Regions from separate parts of the Homo sapiens genome. Here region 1 is linked to region 2. Evidence: read pairs that join two places in POLR2A ChIA-PET (ENCODE). Cell type or tissue: endothelial cell of umbilical vein. All regions are shown on one strand. Each heading gives the region's core, and the rest is flanking DNA. Links, peaks and the distances in the headings are about the cores only. Region 1 overlaps SNX6 (sorting nexin 6). Region 2 overlaps EAPP (E2F associated phosphoprotein).

Region 1 (4,000 bases), core at 1-4,000, 77 kb after region 2:
AGGATTCCTCCTGTTCCTAGGACTGAAGATTCTAACCGTCCAAATGTCTTTTACTCTAATTCTGCACATTTGAAATCTCAATCTATCTCCCTTTTAAAAGAAGTCTCAACTAATACCACAGTTAATCAAATAAAATCTTACCTTTACTCCTGAAACGATTACTCCATCTGCTGATTTAACCATGTTTTTAAAGAAGTCTTCAAGTTTCTCTTTTTTATTTTTTCCTCGCACACTCAACTGAAAGAAAGGTAATTTAACATTTTTAAGGTTACAAATGGAAAGCAGTGCCTCCTTTATTCTTTGATATTTAAATGGCAATCTCAAAAGGATCCTAGTTTTTAATCTTAATAAAGTGGAAATTTCATCATGCACATCAATGATTTTCAAATTTTAGGGCATAAAAAAGGAGTTTGGTAATAATATAGATATTCAGGACTCACTCTCAAAGATTCAGGTTCAGCTGGTCTACAAGAAGGCCTAGATATTTCACATTTTATGAGCATATCTGATAATTCTGTTGCAAGCAGCCCTCTCACCATATTTTGTCAAACACTGCTATATAAAATTTTAACAGACAATTAAAATTTTAGCTCGGGAGTTCCTTTAAACATGTGAAATTTATTGGGGCACAATATACCACTGTATGATTCCGCAATAACTCTGAATATATATCCTATACATTTGGAACTCTGAACTCATCCAAGTATCTCATCTGGCTTTTGGGGTCAGCAATTAATAGCACAAGGGACACAAAAAAGATGACTTTGAACAAATGAATGGTTATCCAAGGGCAAAACCAACAAGCAGCAGCTAACTCTTTGACTCCTAGCACTTGCTGTATCAGGGTGCCCCATAAAGGAGCAATTCATCTAATTCCCATGTACTTCCATTGCTTCAATGCTCACCTTTATGTAAATGACTCACAGATCTCTATCACTACCTGCTATGGTCTGAATGTATGTGTCCCCCTAAAGTTCACAGGATGAAAAAAATTTTTTTTGAGACACTGTCTCCCTCTGTCATCCAAGGCTGAAGTGCAGTGGCGTGATCTTGGCTCACTGCAACATCTGCCTTCTGGGTTCAAGTAATTTTCCTGCCTCAGCCTCCCGAGTAGCTGGGACCACAGGCATGTACCATCATGCCCAACTATTTTTAATAGAGATGGGATTTCACTGTGTTGGTCAGAGTGGTCTTGAACTCCTGACCTCAGGTGATCCAACCACCTTGGCCTCCCAAAGTGCTGGGATTACAGGCATGAGCCATCACGACTGGCCCATATCTTGAAGCTTAACCCCCAAGGTAATCATAATTAAGAAGAGGTGGGCCTGAGCCAGGCACAGTGGCTCCTGCTTGGAGTCCCAGCTACTTGGGAGGCTGAGGTGGGAGGATCATTTGACGCCAGGAGTTTGAGGCTGCAATGTGCTACAACTGCACCTGTGAATAGCCACTGCATTTCAGCCTGGGCAATACAGCAAGACTCTGTCTCTTAAAAATAGGTGGGGCTTTTGAGAAGTGATTAGGTCATGAGGGTAGAGCCTTCATAAATGGGATTAGTCCTTATAAAAGAGGCTGAGGGAATGTTACCCTCTTGCCCCTTCCTTCTGCTATGTGAGGACACAACAAAAAGGGCCACCTATGAAGCAGAGGGCCCTCACCAGACACGCAATCTGCTAGCACCCTGATCTTGGGCTTCCCATTCTCCAGAACTGTAAATGATAAATTCTGTTGTTTATAAATTACCCAGTCTAAGGTATTTTGTTATAGCAGCCAAACAGACTAGAATACTACCCATAAGCTCTTTCCTTAACTTTATATGTTATATCCAATTGCCCACATCATTTCCTTACACAGAGACTGTAACTGTAACCTCACATTAGATGAGTCTAACACAGTGCTCATTATAATCTAATCTCTGGGCTGGGCACGGTGGCTCACGCCTGTAATCCCAGCACTTTGTGAGGCCAAGGCGGGTGAATCACCTGAGGTCAGGAGTTCAAAACTAGCCTTGAAGAACATGGTGAAATCCTGTCTCTACTAAAAATACTAAAACTAGCTGGGCGTCGTGGCATCCGCCTATAATCCCAGCTACTAGGGAGACTGAGGCAAGAGAATCTTTTGAACCCAGGAGGCAGAGGTTGCCATGAGCCAATATCACGCCATTGCATTCCAGCCTGGACAACAAGAGCGAAACTCTGTCTAAAAAAAAAAAAAAAAAATTAGCCGGGCATGGTGAAATGTGCCTGTAATCCCAGCTACTCGGGAGGCTGAGGCTGGAGAATCGCTTGCACCTGGGAGGCAGAGGTTGCACTGAGCGGAGATCACACCACTGTACTCCAGCCCGGGCAACAGAGCAAGACTCTGTCTCAAAAAAAAAAAAAAAAAATCTGATCTCCAAAATTTCTGTCTTCCCTCTTTTGATCTGTGGCCCCTTCATCCAAACAGTCTTTCTGACTCCGACATGTTCCCTAAAATTCCATAGTTCTCATTAAAATCTTGAAATTTTTATAACTTCTTCCTTTCTTCATAGCTCAAATTCTAACAGCAAATGACTTAAAACTGTCCCTTTCCACTCCTACTCTCCAGTAAAAGTCTTCATCATCTCTTTCCTAGACTGAAGTATTAGTTAATAATTCTTATCTTATTCCAATCCATTCTGTTGCCTGGGACAGCTTTCTAAAATCAAATTTTGAGCATCTCATTCTTACTCAAAAATTTTAGTTTCTTTTCTCTTTTTTCTCTTTTGAGACAGAATATCACTCTGTCACCCATGCTGTGGCACAATCTCAGCTCACTGCAGCCTCCGCCTCCCACATTCAAGTGATTCTCATGTCTCAGCCTCCCAAGTAGCTGGGATTACAGGCAAGCGCCACCACGTCCAGCTTATGTTTGCGTTTTTAGTAGAGACAGGGGTTTCACCATGTTGCCCAGGCTGGTCTTGAACTACTGGCCTCAAGTGAATACCTTGCCTTGGCCTCCCAAGTGTTGGGATTACAGGAATGAGCCACCGCACCCGGCATTTTTCTTTCTTCTTCTTCTTTTTTTTTTTTTTAAAAAGAGACAGGTCTCACTATGTTGCCCAGGCTGGTCTCGAACTCCTTGGCTCAAGCAATCCTCCTGCCTCAGGCTCCCAAAGTACTGGGATTAAAGGTGTGACTTACTACAACTGGCCCAAATTCTTTGATCTTGAGGTTAACCTGTACATGAGCACTATGCTATATTTATTTTCTGCAAAAATTATGAATTAATCTTGTCATCCAAACACAGGTTCCAAGATTTGTATCAGTCATTCAGTAAAAAATTTTTTGCCAGCACTATGAACGAAGAAATCTTTAAAGTGCAATCACCTCGGCCAGGCATGGTGGCTCACACCTGTAATCCCAGCACCTTGGGAGGCCGACGCAGGCAGATCACCTGAGGTCAGGAGTTCGAGACCAGCCTGACCAATATGGTGAAACCCTGTCTCTATTAAAATATAAGAATTAGCCAGGTATGGTGGCTACTCGGGAGGTGGAGGCAGAGGAGTCGCTTGAACCTGGGAAGCAGAGGTTGTACTGAGTCGATACAGTGCCATTGCACTCCAGCCTGGGCGACAGAGACTCTGCCTCAAAAAAAAAAAAAGAGAGTTTTTAGGCAGGGAAGGAAAAAATAAGGAGTGATCAGCACCAATGGTCAGTTAAACAGATCCAGAGTCAATAATTTACCCGAATCTGGAATTCTTTAGCTCAATCACCTCCTTGGAATTCTCCACAAGGCTTCGGAAGACTCCAAACTCAAATTTAAGAAACATTAGTCAATGTGATAACCCTATTTCTTTTTTTTTTTTTTTTTTTTTTTTGAGACGGAGTCTCGCTTTGTCACCCAGGCTGGAATGCAGTGGCGCAACCTTGGCTCACTGCAACCTCCGCCTCCCGGGGTCAAGCGATTCTCTTGCCTCAGTCTCCCGAGTAGCTGGGACTACAGGCATGCGCCACCAAGCCCAGCTAATTTTTGTATTTTAAGT
Region 2 (16,818 bases), core at 7,677-11,676:
AAAGTAAAAAAATAAAAATAGAAGCCGGGTGCCGTCACGCCTGTAATCTCAGCACTTTGGGAGGCCGAGGCAGGTGGATCACTTGGGGCCAGGAGTTCAAGACCAGCCTGGCCAACATGGTGAAACCCCATCTCTACTAAAAATACAAAAATTAGCCAGGTGTCCCAGCTACCCAGGAGGTGGAGGTTGCAGTGAGCTGAGAGCTGAGATCACGCCACTGCACTCCAGCCTGGGCGACAGATCAAGATTCTGTCAAAAAAAGAAAAAGAAAAGGGCCAGGTGCAGTGGCTCATGCCTGTAATCCCAGCACTTTGGGAGGCCGAGGCGGGCAGATCACGAGGTCAGGAGATCGAGACTATCCTGGCTAACACGGTGAAACCCCATCTCTACTAAAAATACAAAAATTAGCTGGATGTGGTGGCACATGCCTGTAGTACCAGCTGTTTGGGAGGCTGAGGCAGGAGAATCACTTGAACCTGGGAGGCAGAGGTTGCAGTGAGCCGAGATCATGCCACTGCACTCCAGCCTGGCAACAGAGCGAGACTCCATCTCAAAAAAAAAATTAATTAAATAAAATAAAAAATAAAAATGAAAAAATAAAGTATATATATTGCTTCCAATCAAATAGATATCAGTATATTATAAAAATTATGAAGTACAATAGCCATTTTTTTTTTTCTGAGACAGAGACTCGCTCTGTCGTCCAGGCTGGAGTGTAGTGGCGCAATCTAAGCTCACTGCAAGCTCCGCCTCCTGGGTTCAAGCAATTCTCCTGCCTCAGCCTCCCAAGTAGCTGGGATTACAGGCACGTGCCACCAAACCCAGCTAATTTTTGTATATTTAGCAGAGACGGGGTTTCACCATGTTGGCCAGGCTGGTCTCGAACTCCTGACCTCAGGTGATCCACCAACTTCGGCCTCCCAAAGTGCTGGGATTACAGGCATGAGCCACCATGCCTGGCAGAAGTATAATAGGTATAAGACATTGGAGATTCCTTAGAAATTATCAGTTTTCTGTCCCCACCTCATTCATACAAACACTCCGTAACTGGTTCCAGCTCTCTTTACACATAGCTTGTAGAAAACATAGAAGGGTAGGAGGTGAGGAAAGCATCTTTTCTCTTATGGAATATGCAGAGGTCCCCCTCAAGCTTTGTTGACACCTGATCTCTGTAGGAGACTACTGCTCTTGTCTAGTATTTTCATTTTATAGATGAGAAAACTGGGCCTCAAAGGAACAGACTTGTCCAAGATTAGCATAGCAGAGCCTGAGTTAAAACACATTTTCTGGCTGGGCGCGGTGGCTCATGCCTATAATCCCAGCACTTTGGGACGCCAAGGCGGGCGGATCACCTGAGGTTGGGAGAAACAACCCAAATCATATCATTCTTTCATTTTTAAGAGAGGGCCTCAATCTGTTACCCAGGCTAGAATGCAGTGGCATGATCAAAGCTCAGTTCAGCCTTGGTCTGCCAAGCTCAAGTGATCCTCCCACCTCAGCCTCCCAAGTAGCTGGGACTATAGGCACACACCACCACGTTCAGCTAATTTTTAATTTTTTTTTTTTTTTTTTTGTAGAGACAGGGCCTTGCTATGTTGCCCAGGCTGGTCTTGAACTCCTGGTCTCAAGCGATCCTCCCTCCTCAGCCTCCCAAAGTGCTGGAATTATAGTCATGAGCCACTGCATTCAGCCATATCATTCTTTTAAAGACTGAAAATACACAGATGCCTACAATGCAATTTCCCCTCAAGCTGCCACTGGTTTTTATATTAATACCCCAAAAAATTATATCTTGGTTGTTTGCAACAGAAGTAATAAATAGCAGGCACAAGAGGTGGCAGCAGAATTTTTTTTTTTCTTTTTTCTTTGAGACAGGGTCTTGCTCTGTCACCCAGGTGGGAGTGGAGTGGCAAGATCTCGGCTCACTGCAACCTCCACCTCCCAGGTTCAAGTGATTCTCCTGCCTCAGCTTCCTAAGTAGCTAGGATTACAGGCGCCCACCACCAGGCCTGGCTAATTTTTGTATATTTAGTAGAAATGGGGTTTCACCATGTTAGCCAGGCTGCCCTGGAACTCCTGACCTCAAGTGATCAGCCCAGCTAGGTCTCCCAAAGTGCTGGAATTACAGGGGTGAGCCACCACACCCGGCCAGAATTTTTAAGTCTAGTCAGAAGGGGAGGTTGCTTTCCCTCACCATAAATTTATATTTTAAAATGTGCATTCATTAAGTTTAGAATACTGGTAAGTGTACTCCTTTTCAGAAAAGGACCTTTATTACTTAAAGCATCTGACAGTACCTACTCCATGCAATTGTTTGTTTCTTTGTTGTTTGTTTTGAGACAAAGTCTTACTCTCACCCAGGCTGGAGTACAGTGATATGATCTCAGCTCACTGCAACCTCAGCCTCCCAGGTTCAAGCAATTCTCCTGCCTCAGCCTCCCGAGTAGCTGGAATTACAGGTGCACACCACCACGCCCAGTTGATTTTTCTATTTTTAGTAGAGACAGACAGCGTTTCACCATGTTGGTCAGGCTGGTCTCAAACTCCTAAACTCCTGAACTCCTGATCCACCCGCCTTGACCTCCCAAAGTGCTGGGATTACAGGCAGGAGCCAAAGCTACCAGCCTATTCCACGCAATTGTAACAGTTACTAAATACTGTCATTCATCATGTGGGGTGGGGGTGAATAAAGATACATCTTAGCAAAAACAATACAGACAATTCAGGAAAGAGTTTCCAGTTTAATTACATCAAAGCTATATCCAAAATAAAAATAACACTCAGAAACAAAGATTGCTTATAATTCCAGAACATTTTAATTCTACAGAGCTTTAATAAAAAGCCCGACAGTTTCCAAATGTTCATCAAAAACAGAATGAATATCAGTCCCATCAATAAGGGGGAAAATCAAAGAAAAAAAAAAGGAGAGGGTGAGAGATGTAAGAGATGAATGAAGGTTGACAACTATTCTCCTTTAAAAAGAGAAACACTGCTTCCTCAATGTCACTGAAGGATATGAACAGGCAAGAGGAAAGTAACTGTCCATATTTGCCTTATATACAGTATTGGGTAATTAAATGCCAGTTGGGCTGTTTAGGAATGGCTTGCTAAAACATTGAAAAAATGAAAGACTTCATCCTTGTCGTAGACTGCCACTTCAGTGGAACATTCAGTGCACATGACTGGGTGATAGATTTCTTCCACATCTGTCTCTGCCTTCTCGGCAGCATCTTCCCGGTTAGACCTCATCTTCTTATGGACCCGCCTTTTCTTCCTGTTCTCTGAGGCTTTATATCTTAGAACCTCCTCTTTGTTAATAGAACAATTCATTACAAACATTGCTCTATATTGAGTTTTGTATGATTCATGCCTAAGAGAAAAATGAAATGGAGAATTGGGGTTTATGTTCTATGTTAATAGTTTATCCATTTAGATAAAATTTGAGAATACCAAAAACTTACTGAAATACCAACCAAAGACAAGACACAGGAACAAAACAGCAAGTTTAAAGAAATTTTAAACAGTTGTTTTAAGAATAATTAAAACTTGTGAACACAGCTCACTGCAGCCTTGAACTCTTAGCCTCAAGTGATCCTCCTGCCTCAGCCTCCCTGGTAGCTGGGATTACAGGCACAAGCCACTGCACCAGGCAGAAGAAACATTTTAGTATGTAACAGTGTAAGGAAGAAATGTATCCTCTTTCCTTCTGCTTTTTGAAAGTAACTTTTTTTTTTTTTTTGAGATGGAGTCTCGCTCTGTCGCCCAGGCTGGAGTGCAGTGGCGCGATCTCGGCTCACTGCAAGCTCCGTCTCCTGGGTTCACGCCATTCTCCTGCCTCAGCCTCCCGAGTAGCTGGGACTACAGGCGCCCGCCACCATGCCTGGCTAATTTTTTTGTATTTTTAGTAGAGATGGGGTTTCATTGTGTTAGCCAGGATGGTCTCGATCTTCTGACCTTGTGATCTGCCCGCCTCGGCCTCCCAAAGTGCTGGGATTTCAGGCGTGAGCCACCGCACCCAGACGATTCTATTTCTTTTTTTTTTTTTTTTTGAGATGGGGTTTCACTCTTGTTGTCCAGGCTGGAGTGCAATGGCGTGATCTCAGCTCACCACAACCTCTGCCCCCCGGGTTCAAGTGATTCTCCTGCCTCAGCCTCCCAAGTAGCTGGGATTACAGGAATGCACCACCACACCTGGCTAATTTTGTATTTTTTAGTAGAGACAGGGTTTCACTATGTTGGTCAGTTTCATCTTGAACTCCTGACCTCAGGTAATCTGTCCACCTCGGCCTCCTAAAGTGCTGGGATTACAGGCATGAGCCACCGTGCCTAGCCTGATTCCTTGTATTTCTGTGGTCTCAGTTGTTATGCCTTCTTTTCTATTTCTAATTTATTTGGGCCTTCTCTCTTTTTTTCTAAGAGGTTTGTCAATTGTATCTTTTAAAATTATCAACTTTTAATTTCATTAATCTTCTGGCTTGTTTGTTTGGGTTTTTTGGGGTCTCAATTTCATTCATTCCTGCCTTGATCTTTATTATTTCTTTCCTTTTATTTTATTTAATAAATTAATTTTTTTTTTGAGATGGAGTCTCGCTCTGTCACCCAGGCTGGAGTGCAATGGTGTGATCTCGGCTCACTGCAACCTCTGCCTCCCGGGTTCAAGCGATTCTCCTGCCTCAGCCTCCTGAGTAGCTGGGATTAAAGGTGTACGCCACCACACTTGGCTCATTTTTGTATTTTTAGTAGAGACAGGGTTTCACCAGGTTGGTCAGGCTGGTCTCAAACTCCTGACCTCGTGATCTGCCTGCTTTAGCCTCCCAAAGTGCTGGGATTACAGGTGTGAGCCACCATGCCCAGCCTCTTTCCTTCTATTAATGTTGGATTTGGTCTGTCCTTGCTTTTCTAGTTCCTTGAGGTGTATCATTAGATTATTTGGGTGAAATGTTCTGTAAATGTCAGTTAGGCTTCTTTGGTCTACTGTGTAGTTTAACTCTGATGTTTCTTTATGGTTTTCTATCTGGATGATCTGTCCATTACTGAGAGTGGAGTGTTGAAGTCCCCTACTATTATTGTATTGCAATACTAATACTGTATTGTATCTCTCCCTTTAGATTTTTTTTTTTTTTTTTTTTTTTTTTTGAGATGGAGTCTCACTCTGTCACCCAGGCTGCAGTGCAATAGCACGATCTTGGCTCACTGCAACCTTCACCTCCCAGCTTCAAGTGATTCTCCCACCTCAGCCTCCTGAGTAGCTAGATTACAGGCACCCGCCATCATGCCCAGCTAATTTTGGTATTTTTGTGGAGATGGGGTTTCACCATGTTGGCCAGGCTGGTCTCAATCTCCTGACGTTGTGATCCACCAACCTCGGCCTCCTGAAGTGTTGGGATTACAGGCGTGAGCCACTGCGCCCAGCCCCTTTGGATCTATTAATGTTTATATACCTGGGAGTTCCAATGTTGGCTGCATAGATATTTATACTGTTATATAAATTCCTCTTGCTGAATTGACCCCTTTATATAGTAAACTTCTTTGTTTCCTTTTTACAGTCCTTGATTGTAGTCTGTTTTAAGGACAGCTATTCCTATACTGGTTTCCAGCTGCATGAAATATCTTTTCCCATTCATGTTCAGTCCATGTGTCCTTACAAGTGAAGCAAGTTTCTTCTAGGCAGCATATAGTTGAGTCTTGTTTGTTGATCCATTCAGCCACTGTCTGCCTTTAAATTGGAGAAGTGAGTCCATTTACATTGTGTTAGTACTGATAAGTAAGGATTTGCTACTGATGTGGCTTGGGTCTGTGTCCCTGCCCCAATCTCATGTCAAATTGTAATCTCCAATGTTGGAGGTGGGACCTGGTGGGAGGTGACTAGATCTTGGGGGCAGACTTCCCCCTCGTGCTGCTCTTGTGATAGTGAGTACTCACAAGATTTGATTGTTTAAAAGTATGTGGCACCTCCCCTCTCTCTCTTCCTCTTGCTCTGGCCATGTAAGATGTGCCTGCTTCCCCTTTGCCTTCTGCCATCATTAAAAGTTTCCTGGCCAGGTGCACTGGCTCAAGCCTGTAATCCCAGCACTTTGGGAGGTCAAGGCGGGTGGATCACCTGAGGTCAGGAGTTCAAGACCAGCCTGACCGATATGGTGAAACCCCACCTCTACTAAAAATACAAAAATTAGCCAGGAGTGGTGGTGTGTGCCTGTAGTCCCAGCTACTTGGGAGACTGAGACAGGAGAATTGCGTGAACCTGGGTGGTGGAGGTTGCAGTGAGCCAAGATCGTGCCACTGCACTCCAGCCTGGGTGACAAGCAAGACTCCCTCTCAAAAAAAAAAAAAAAGTTTCCTGAGACCTCCCCAGCCATGCTTCCTATACAGCCTGTGGAATTATGAGCCAATTAAACTTCTTTCTTTATAAATTATCCAGTCTCGGGTATTTCCTTATAGCAGTGCAAGAGCAGACTAATACAACTACTGGCATTTTGCTGCTTTTTTTCTGGTTGTTTTGTAACTCTTCCCTTCCTTACTGTCTTCCTTCGTGATTAAGTGATTTTCTCTGGTAGTATGTTTTAATCCATTGCTTTTTGATTTTGGTGAATCTATTATAGGTTTTTGCATTATGGTTATCATGAAATCACAAAAAAAAAACTTACAGTTATAACAAGGTTCTTTCTTTTCTTTTTTTTTTTTTTTTGAAACAGAGTTTCGCCCTTGTTGCCCAGGCTGAAGTGCAGTGGCGCAATCTTGGCTCACTGCAACCTCCACCTCCCTGGTTCAAGTGATTCTCCTGCCTCAGGCTGCTGAGTAAGCTTGGATTACAGGTGTCCGCCACGACTTCCGGCTAATTTTTTATATTTTTAGTAGAGATGGGGTTTCACCATGTTGGCCAGGCTGGTCTCGAACTCCTGACCACAGGTGATCCACCTGCCTCAGCCTCCCAAAGTGCTAGGATTACAGGCATGAGCCACCATGCCTGGCCCAGTTCTTTCTTTTCTCTCTTTATTTTTTTCTTCTTTTTTTGAGACAGAGTCTCACTCTGTCACTCAGGCTGGAGTGAAGTGGTGTGATCTTGGCTCACTGCAACCTCCACCTCCTTGGTTCAAGCAATTCTCCTGCCTCAGCCTCCCCAGTAGCTGGGATTACAGGCACGCGCCAACACGCCCAGCTAATTTTTGTATTTTTAATAGAGACAGAGTTTCACCATGTTGGCCAGGCTGGCCTTGAACTCCTGACCTCAGGTGATCCACCCTCCCCTGCCTCCCAAAGTGCTAGGATTACAGGCATGAGCCACCACACCTAGCCCTTTATTTCTGAGACAGAGTCTCACTCTGTCCCCCAGGCTGGAATGCAGTGGTGCAATCTCAGCTCACTGCAACCTGTGCCTCCCAGGTCCAAACAATTCTCGTGCCTCAGCCTCCCAAAAAACTGGGATTATAGGCAAATGCCACCATGCTCAGCTAATTTTTTAATATTTTTAGTACAGAGGGGTTTCACCGTGTTGGCCAGGCTTGTCTCAAACTCCCTGCCTCAAGTGATCCACCCGCTTCCGCCTCCCAAAGTGCTGGGATTACAGGATAAACCACCACACCCAGCCTGGCATTTTTTTTTTTCATTCCACTCCCTCCTGATCTGTATGCTTTCCACTGAGAAATCTGTTGCCAGATGAACTGTAGCTACTTTATATGCTATTTGCTTCATTTATCTTGCTCCTTTCAAGATCCTCTCTTTGTCCATAACCTTTGGACAGTTTTACTGTTTTATTGTTATATGCCTGGGGGTGGTTTTATTTGAGTCAAATGTGTTTGGTGTTCTCTGGCCATAAATATCTCCTTCTCAAGTTTTGGAACATTTTCTGCTATTATTATAATTATTATTTTTGAGACCAAGTTTTGCTCTTGTTGCCCAGGCTGTAGTGCAATGGTGTGATCTCAGCTCACTGCAACCTCCGCCTCCTGGGTACAAGCGATTCTCCTGCCTCAGCCTCCCGAGTAGCTTGGATTACAGGCATGCACCACCACGCCCAGCTAATTTGATTACATTTTTAGTAGAGACAGGGTTTCACCATGTTGGCCAGGCTGGTCTCGAACTGCTGACCTCAGGTGATCCACCCACCTCCGCCTCCCAGAGTGCTGGGATTACAAGTGTCAGCCACCATCCCCAGCTACTGCTATTAATTTTTTGAATAAGCTTTCTACTCCTTGCTTTTGCTCTACTCCCTCCTGAGTACCAATTCTTAGATTTAATCTTTTGAGATAATATTTTATATCTTGTAGACCTTCATACCTTTTCTTTCTCCTCTGATTGTGCATTTTCAAACAGTCTATCTTTAAGCTCACTGATTCTTTCTTTTGCTGATCCCTTCTGCTGTTGAGAGCCTCTAATGAATTTTTTAGTTCAGCAAATATATTTCTCAGAGTTCCCAGATTTCTTTTTTTTTTTTTTTTTTAGATGGAGTCTCGCTCCATTGCGCAGGCTGGAATGCAGTGGCATGATCTCGGCTCACTGCAACCTCTGCCTCCTGGGTTCAAGCGATTCTCCTGCCTCAGCCTCCCGAGTAGCTGGGACTATAGGCACATGCCACCACGCCCAGCTAATTTTTTGTATTTTTAGTAGAGACGGGGTTTCACCATGTTAGCCAGGATGGTCTCGATCTCCTGACCTCGTGATCAGCCCTCCTCAGTCTCCCAAAGTGCTGGGATTACAGGCGTGAGCCACTGTGCCCGGCTGAGTTCCCAGATTTCTGTTTTATTTTATTTTGTTCTTCTTTTAGAGACAGAGTCTGACTCTGCCACCCATTCTGGAGTACAGTGGCACAATCATGGCTCACTGCAGCCTCGACTTCCAGGGCTCAAGTGATCTTCCCACCTCAGCCTCCAAAGTAGCTGGGTCTATAAGCGTATGCCAAGACACCAACTAAGTTTTTTTCGTTTTCTGTAGAGACAGAGTCTTACTATGTTGCCCAGACTGGTCTCAAACTCCTGGCCTCAAGCCATCCTCCCAGCTTGGCCTCCCAAAGTAGTGGGATTACAGGTATGAGCCACTGTGCCCATAATTTTTTTAATTATTTCGATCTCTGTTAAATTTATCTGATAAATTTCTGAATTGCCTGGGCTGTCTTGGAGATCACTCAGTTTTCTTAAAACTGCTATTTTGAATTCTTGGTCAGAGAGTTCACATATCACAGTATTGTGATATGTGATATGTGATAAGGGTTCACTTGATTCCTTGTTTTGTCCATTTGAAGAGGTCATGGTTCCATTTGCTACTGTGTCTTGTGGATGTAAATGTACATCTTTGTATTGAAGGATTAGTTATTTGTTCCAGTCTTCTCTGCTTTGCTTTTTTTTGGTTATTAGATATGTTTGCCTAGAGATTCTTTGTAATTTGCAATTTGCATGTTGATATTCTTTCTTTTTCCTTTCTTCCCACTACGTCATTGCTTCCTTTTTGGCACCAGATGGCACTTTAAGCCTCAGTTCTAGTAAACACTGAGCGTGCTGCCTGTTCCAAATGAAGTGGGGGGTGGGTCCCAAAGAGGATAGGGATATCCCAGTAGGATGGGAATGCTGGCTAGGGGTTCACACTTGGGACCTGGCTTTGTCTCTGGCTATCCTTCTTTGTCTCTGGCTATCCTCAGGGATATTTTTTCCTTCAGGCACTCTCAGTGCTTCCTATGAGTTGAGGCAGGGACAGATCTCTTACCAGAGAACTCAAAAAGGTAAAGAAGCTGGTTGTACACTTCCATCTTACTTTTTCTAATGTAAAAATCATGAGCTCAGGGGAATTTTTCTGCTCACTTGGTGCCAGGCAGATTGTGGAGAAGGATAAGCAGATATGGAAGAACAATTCTCTTACTGTCTGCTTTAAGTTTTTTTTACTTCTCTGTGGCCCTAGAAACTGTCTCCTCCTTATATTGAGATCTGGGATACTGGTGGTGATAGCTTCAGTGCTGTATATTTGGTTTTGGTATTCTGCAGGGGGAAGGAGAGCCAGTTTGCTTCTATGCTGCTATTTTGCACTAGAAAAGATACCTTTTTTTTTTTTTTTTGAGACGGAGTCTCGCTCTGTTGCCCAGGCTGGAGTGCAGCGGCGTGACCTCGGCTCACTGTAAGCTCCGCCTCCTGGGTTCACGCCATTCTCCTGCCTCAGCCTCCGGAGTAGCTGGGACTACAGGCGCCCGCCACCATGCCCGGCTAATTTTTTGTATTTTTAATAGAGACAGGGTTTCACCGTGGTCTCGATCTCCTGACCTCGTGATCCGCCCACCTCGGTCTCCCAAAGTGCTGGGATTACAGGCGTGAGCCACCACGCCCAGCCCGTTTTTTTTTTTTTTTTGGAGAGAGAGATGGGGATCTCACCTTTGTTTTGTTGCCCAGGCTGGAGTGCAGTGGTGGTCACAGCCCACTGCAGTCTTGAATTCTTGAGCTCAAGCCATCCTCTCACCTCAGCCTATCGAGTAGCTGGGTCTACACGCATACATCACTATACTCAGCTAATTTTTTATTTTTTTATTTTTTGTAGAGATGAGGTATCACTATGTTGCCTAGGCTGGTCTCAAACTCCTAGGCTCAAGTGATCGCCTTAGCCTCCCATAGCACTGGGATTACAGGCATGAGTCACTGTGCCCAACTTTAAAAGTATAAAAGCTACATTTAATATAACTATATATAATCAAAATTAATTGTATAAAGATTAGTCACACAGCACCAAGAATCTAAGTACAGAACTTTATCAGAATTCCTGAGTACCTCAAAAGTCTGTTTCTGGGCTGGGCACAGTGGCTCACGCATGTAATCCCAGCACTTTGGGAGGCCGAGGTGGGCAGATCACTTGAGGTCAGGAGTTCAAGACCAACCTGGCCAACATGGTGTGACCCTGTCTCTACTAAAAATATAAAAATAAGGCCGGGCGTGGTAGCTCACAGCTGTAATCCCAGCACTTTGGGAGGCCAACGCAAGTGGATCACAAGGTCAGGAGTTCAAGATCAGCCTGGCCAAGATGGTGAAACCCTGTCTGTACTAAAACTACAAAAATTAGCCGGGTGTGGTGGCAGGCACCTGTAATCCCAGCCACTTGGAGGCTGAGGCAGAAGAATCACTTGAACCTGGGCAGCAGAGGTTGCAGCGAGCCAAGATTGCACCACTATACTCCAGCTTGTACGACAGAGTGAGACTTCATCTCAACAAAACAAAACAAAACTATATCTATCTATCTATCTATCTATCTAGATCTAGATCTAGATCTAGATACACACAAAAACTAGCCAGGCATGGTGGTGGCCGCTTGTAATCCCAGCTACCTGGGAGGCTGAGGCAGGAGACTCGCTTGAACCCACGGGGCGGAGGTTGCAGTGAGGCGAGATTGTGCCACTGCACTCCAGCCTGGGCAACAGAGTAAGACTCTGACTTCAAAAAAAAAAAAGTCTGTTTCTAATTTAAACAAAATATGTATGTGTGTGTGTGTGTGTGTGTGTGTCCTTCATCCATTACCTTTGGCAATCAAGGCAAAGTGTGGTCATGCAGGCAGGACAATTCAAGACAGCATCACTATTTGGAACAGGCTGTTGTTGACGTGATCTCTGTGGTCCCAAACCATGGTAACTAGAACAGAAGAAGAAAGTGGGGAGAAAAACATATTAAAACCAGATCTTGGTTTCTAGTGTCATTTTCCAATAAAAAGAACCAGTACTATTCAGAGAAATGGCTAATTCTAGGAATAAGGAACACAAGATGAACCTGGAGCATCTTTTAGTGCCAGAAAAGAAGGAAGTAATCAAGAAAACAAAAACAAAACAGTGAGGTGGTTATGACAAAGGGAAACAGGAGCCAACTGAACAAGTCACCAACTGCCAAAGCTGAAACTGAGCAACAAAATAAAGTAGGACTGGATTACAACCCAAAGTATAAATACCCACGAATCCACGCTAATATAAATGTACTGAATAAATAAATAAATGGAGGAGAACAGACAAATCCCCACACAGAATTCTAAATAATCTATAAAGATGCTCTTCCCTCACAGTGGTGGAGTATAACTCCCTAGTCCTTAAGTCTGGGTTGGACACAGTGACTTCCTTCCAAAGAGTACGGTATGGTAAGGCGGGGTAAAAGACTAACTTTACAGTAGAGAAAGTTAACACTGGTCAGCAAGGTGATCGAGGTCAATACCAACACACAAAACTCAGGTTGGTAGTATGTACTCTTGATATAATGTGAGGAAAATGGCTCTCTACTTCTATGTTCTTACTTATAAAAATCCATAATCCCATCCTAATTATGAGAAAAAACAACAGACAAATTCCAACAGAGGGGCCTCCTACATAGACCTGATTAGTGCTCCTCAAAGTAATTAAGGGCACTGAAAACAAGGAAAGTCTAAGAAACTGACAGAGTCAAGAAGAGCCCAGGGAGACATGACAACTAAAAGTGATGTACTATCCTACACGGGGTCCTCAAACAGAAAAAGAACAGTACATAAAAACTAAGGAAATGTTTTAAAATTATGGACTTTGATTAATAATAATGTATCAAGGCCGGGCTCGGTGGCTCACGCCTGTAATCCCAGCACTTTGGGAGGCCGAGGCGGGCGGATCACGAAGTCAAGAGATCAAGACCATCCTGGCCAACATGGTGAAACCCCATCTCTACTAAAAAAATACAAAAATTAGCTGGGCGTGGTGGCACATGCCTGTAGTCCCAGCTACTCAGGAGGTTGAGGCAGGAGAATCGGTTGAACCCAGGAGACGGAGCTTGCAGTGAGCCGAGATCACGCCACTGCACTCCAGCCTGGGCGACAGAGCGAGACTCTGTCTCCAAAAAAATAAAAAATAAAAAAAATAATAATGTATCAATATTAGTCCATTAATTGTGACAAGTGTACCAAAAATAAAAGTCCATGAATTTTTTAAAAACAGTAAAGCTACATTAAAAAACAAGCACACAGGCTGGGCATGGTGGCTCACGCCTGTAATCCCAGCACTTTGGGAGGCTGAGGTGGGTGGATCACAAGGTCAGGAGTTCAAGACCAGCCTGGCTAACATGGTGAAACCCCGTCTCTACTAAAAATACAAAAATTAGCTAGGCATGGTGGCGGGTACCTATAATCTCAGCTACTTGGGAGGCTGAGGCAGAGAACTGCTTGAACCCAGGAGGTGGAGGTCACAGTGAGCCGAAATTGCGATACTGCACTCCAGCCTGGGCAACAGAGCGAGACTCTGTCCCAAAAAAACAAAAACAAAAACAAGCATAGAGCCAGGCTGGAATTACACCTGTAATCCCAGGCCAAGGTGGGCAGATCACTTGAGCCTAGGAGTTTGAGACCAGCCTGGGCAACATGGTGAAACCCTGTCTCTATAAGAAAATAAAAAAAAAAATGAAAATAAAAATAAACAAGCATAAACCGGGCATGGTGGCTCACACCTTTAATCCCAGCACTTAAGGAGGCCAAGGTAGGAGGGGATTGCTTGAGCCCAGGAGTTTAAGATCAGCCTGGGCAACATAGCAAGACCTTGTGTCTATTAAAAATTAAATTAGAAACAAAAAAAACAAGCATGGACTCAGGAGGCTGAGGCAGGGGGATCATTTGAGCCCAGGAGTTCAGGGCTACATTGAGGTATGATAGCATCAGTGCACTACAGTCTGGGCAACACAGCAAGACCCTGTCTTTAAATTAAAAAAAAAATGACCGGGTGCGGTGGCTCATGCCTGTAACCCCAACACTTTGGGAGGCCGAGGCAGGTGGATCATCTGAGGTCAGGAGTTCGAGACCAGCCTGACCAACATGGAGAAACCCCATCTCTACTAAAAATACAAAATTAGCCAGGTGCAGTGGCACATGCCTGTAATCCCAGCTACTCAGGAGGCTGAGACAGAAGAATCGCTTGAACCTGGGAGGAGGAGGTTGCGGTGAGCCAAGATCACATTTGCACTCCAGCCTGGGCAACAAGAGCAAAACTCCGTCTCAAAAAAAAAAAAAAAAAAATGGCCTGGCACAATGGCTCACACCTGTAATGCCAGCACAGGAGGTGAAGACAGGAGGATCACCTGGGGCCAGGAGTTCAAGATCACCTTGGGCAACACAGCTAGACCTCTCTATTAAAAAAATTTTTTTAATTAGCCAGGTGGTGTGTGCCTATAGTCCCAGCTACTCAGAAGGCTGAGGTGGGAGGAGTGCTTGAACCCGGGAGGCGGTGTGTGCCTACAGTCACAGCTACTCAGGAAGCTGAACCAGGAGGAGTGCTTGAGCCCAGAAGTTTGAGGATACTGTGAGCTATAACTGCACCACTGCACTCCAGCCCAGGCATCTCTTAAAAAAAGGTGGGGGCAGAGGGTGTGGAAACAACACAAACATCCATCCCTCAGTGGATGAAAGGATAAACAAATTGTGGTATACACATACAATGGGATACTATTCAGTCATAAAAAGTAGAGAAGTACTGACATGTGCTAAAATGTAGATGAACTTCAAAAGCACTATGCCCAGTGAAAGAAGCCAGATATAAAAGGTCACATACTGTATAATATCCCATTCATAAGAAATATCTAAAATAAGCAAATCCACAGAGACAGTGCACAGATCAGTGGCTGCCAAGGGGCTGAGGGGAAGGGTAGGGAAACTACCTAACAGTACAGCGTTTCCTTTTGGGATGATGAAAATGGTTGAAACTACATAAAAGTGGTGGCTGTGCAACATTGTGAATGGTATTAAATGCCACTAAATTGTTCACTTTTAAAGTGGGTACTTTTGTTATGTGAATTTTATCTCAAAAAAAATTTTTAACTGCTCCTTGCAGAGCAGGGCTACTCCATAAGCAGTGTACCTAGAGTAGCCTCATCTCAATTTTTTTTTTTTTTTTGAGACAGTCTCATTCAGTCGACCAGGCTGGAGTACAGTGGTACAATATCAGCTCACTGCAACCTCCACCTCCTGGGATCAAGCGATTCTTGTGCCTCCAGAGTAGCTGTGATTACAGGCACACACCACCATGCCAAGGTAATTTTTGTATTTTTAGTAGAGATGGGGTTTCGCCATGTTGGCCAGGCTGGTCTTGAACTCCTGACTTCAAGTGATCCGCCCGCCTTGGCCTCCCAAAGTGCTGGGATTACAGGTGTGAGCCATCATGCCCAGCCTCATCTCAATTTTTAAAAATCAAATTTGTAAGTAGTTAAAAAGAACAATTTGCTAAATCCACTCTTCATCCACAAAACCCTTTTTTTTTTTTTTTTTTTTTTTTGAGATAGGGTCTCATTCTGTCGTCCAGGCTGGAGTGGAGTGGCGTGATCTCAGCTCACTGCAACCTCCACCTCCCAGGTTTGGGCAATTCTCCCGCCTCAGCCTCCTGAGTAGCTGGAATTACAGGTGTGCGCCACTATGGCCCCACTAATTTTTGTATTAGTAGAGACAGAGTTTCACTATGTTCGCCAGGCTGGTCTCAAACTCCCGACCTCAGGTGATCCACCTGCCTCGGCCTCCCAAAGTTGCTGGGATTACAGGTATAAGCCACCACCCTGGCCCATCCACATAAACTCTTAATCTCAAAGTAATTTAAAACAGCATCTGAAAAAAAAAGTCAGTTTTTCTTGAGGGAGAGATTGACTAACGCAGCCTAAATTCAACAAGTTTAAAAAAAAACAAAAAAACAATTGTCGGGCTGGATGCAGTGGCTCAAGCCTGTAATCCCAGCACTTTGGGAGGCCGAGACAGGTGAATCACGAGGTCAGGGGTTCGAGACCAGCCTGGCCAACATGGTGAAACCCGGTCTCTACTAAAAATACAAAAAATTAGCTGTGTGTGGTGGCAGGCGCCTGTAATCCCAACTACTCGGGAAGCTGAGGCAGGAGAATCTCTTGAACGCAGGAGGCGGAGGTTGCAGTGAGCCAAGATCGCGCCACTGCACTCCAGCCCAGGCGACAGTGCAAGACTCTGTCTCAAAAATAATAATAAAAATTTAAAAAATTTTAAAAAAAAGTCTCACTAAAATTTGCTGGTTATTTTCAAAATAAACTACTGAGCAGTTTTTTCCTCTAACTTTTTTGTTTGTGTGTGTGTGTTTGTGTAAACATATACACATATATTCAAAATGTGAATGTAGTAAAAATCATCTTTCAATCTTTTTTTCTAAAGATTCTAAATATTAACTTTAAGTTCTTACCCCCTTCTCTGTGCATCAACCCAGGCCTGATCTCTGTTATCTTTTTCAGGATCATACAGTAATTCGTCATTTGTTGGAATCTTGTGTTGTTTCTTCTTTTTTTTCTTGGTCACCTGTACTAATTTTGAAAATATTAGGATATGGCTAAGAATCATGTGTCAAGTTCACACTTCTTTAAATGAAGAGTCTCATTTCCCAAGCTACACATTTATTTATATTTTCCCTAAAAAGTTAAAAAAGGGACGGGCGCAGTGGCTCACACCTGTAATCCTAGCACTTTGGGAGGCCAAGGTGGGTGGATCACCTGACGTCAGGAGATCGAGACCAGCCTGGACAACATGGCGAAACCCCGTCTCTACTAAAAATACAAAATTAGGGCCAGGTGCGGTGGCTCACGCCTGTAATCCCAGCACTTTGGGAGACCAAGGTGGGCAGATCACCTGAGGTCAGGAGTTCGAGACCAGCCTGGCCAACATGGTGAAACCGCCTCTCTACTAAAAATATAAAAATTAGCTGGGCATGGTAGTAGGCACCTGTAATCCCAGCTACTTGGGGGCCTGAGGCAGAAAAACTGCTTGAACCCAGGAGGCAGAGGTTGCAGTGAGCCGAAATCGTGCCACTGCACTCCAGCCTGGGTGATGAGAGCGAGACTCCGTTTCAAAGAAAAAGAAAATAAT

What was found. ChIA-PET counts read pairs that join two places held together with the same protein. Peaks named below come from ENCODE experiments on the same cell type or tissue, not always from the same donor. Only the 100,000 strongest peaks of a DNase experiment are listed, where the experiment ranks them.
Region 1: POLR2A ChIA-PET joins it to region 2 with 6 read pairs; 3 of 35 experiments call an interaction of 5 or more read pairs at or near these places.

The regions. Positions count from the first base shown.
Region 1 is chr14:34,597,409-34,601,408 of GRCh38, forward strand. SNX6 (sorting nexin 6) reads right to left here. Exons shown (of 14, transcript NM_152233.4): 7 at 142-237. Among named protein-coding and RNA genes, the nearest start is that of SNX6, 31 kb to the right of the region's middle. In endothelial cell of umbilical vein, for the core only: no CTCF peak of the experiment used is centred there; no DNase peak of the experiment used is centred there.
Region 2 is chr14:34,513,217-34,530,034 of GRCh38, forward strand. It overlaps EAPP (E2F associated phosphoprotein), which reads right to left. Exons shown (of 6, transcript NM_018453.4): 4 at 16,142-16,259; 5 at 11,481-11,591; 6 at 2,722-3,370. The coding sequence ends at 3,094. Among named protein-coding and RNA genes, the nearest start is that of EAPP, 18 kb to the right of the region's middle. In endothelial cell of umbilical vein, for the core only: no CTCF peak of the experiment used is centred there; a DNase peak (open chromatin) is centred at 9,445; H3K27ac peaks cover 276 bases.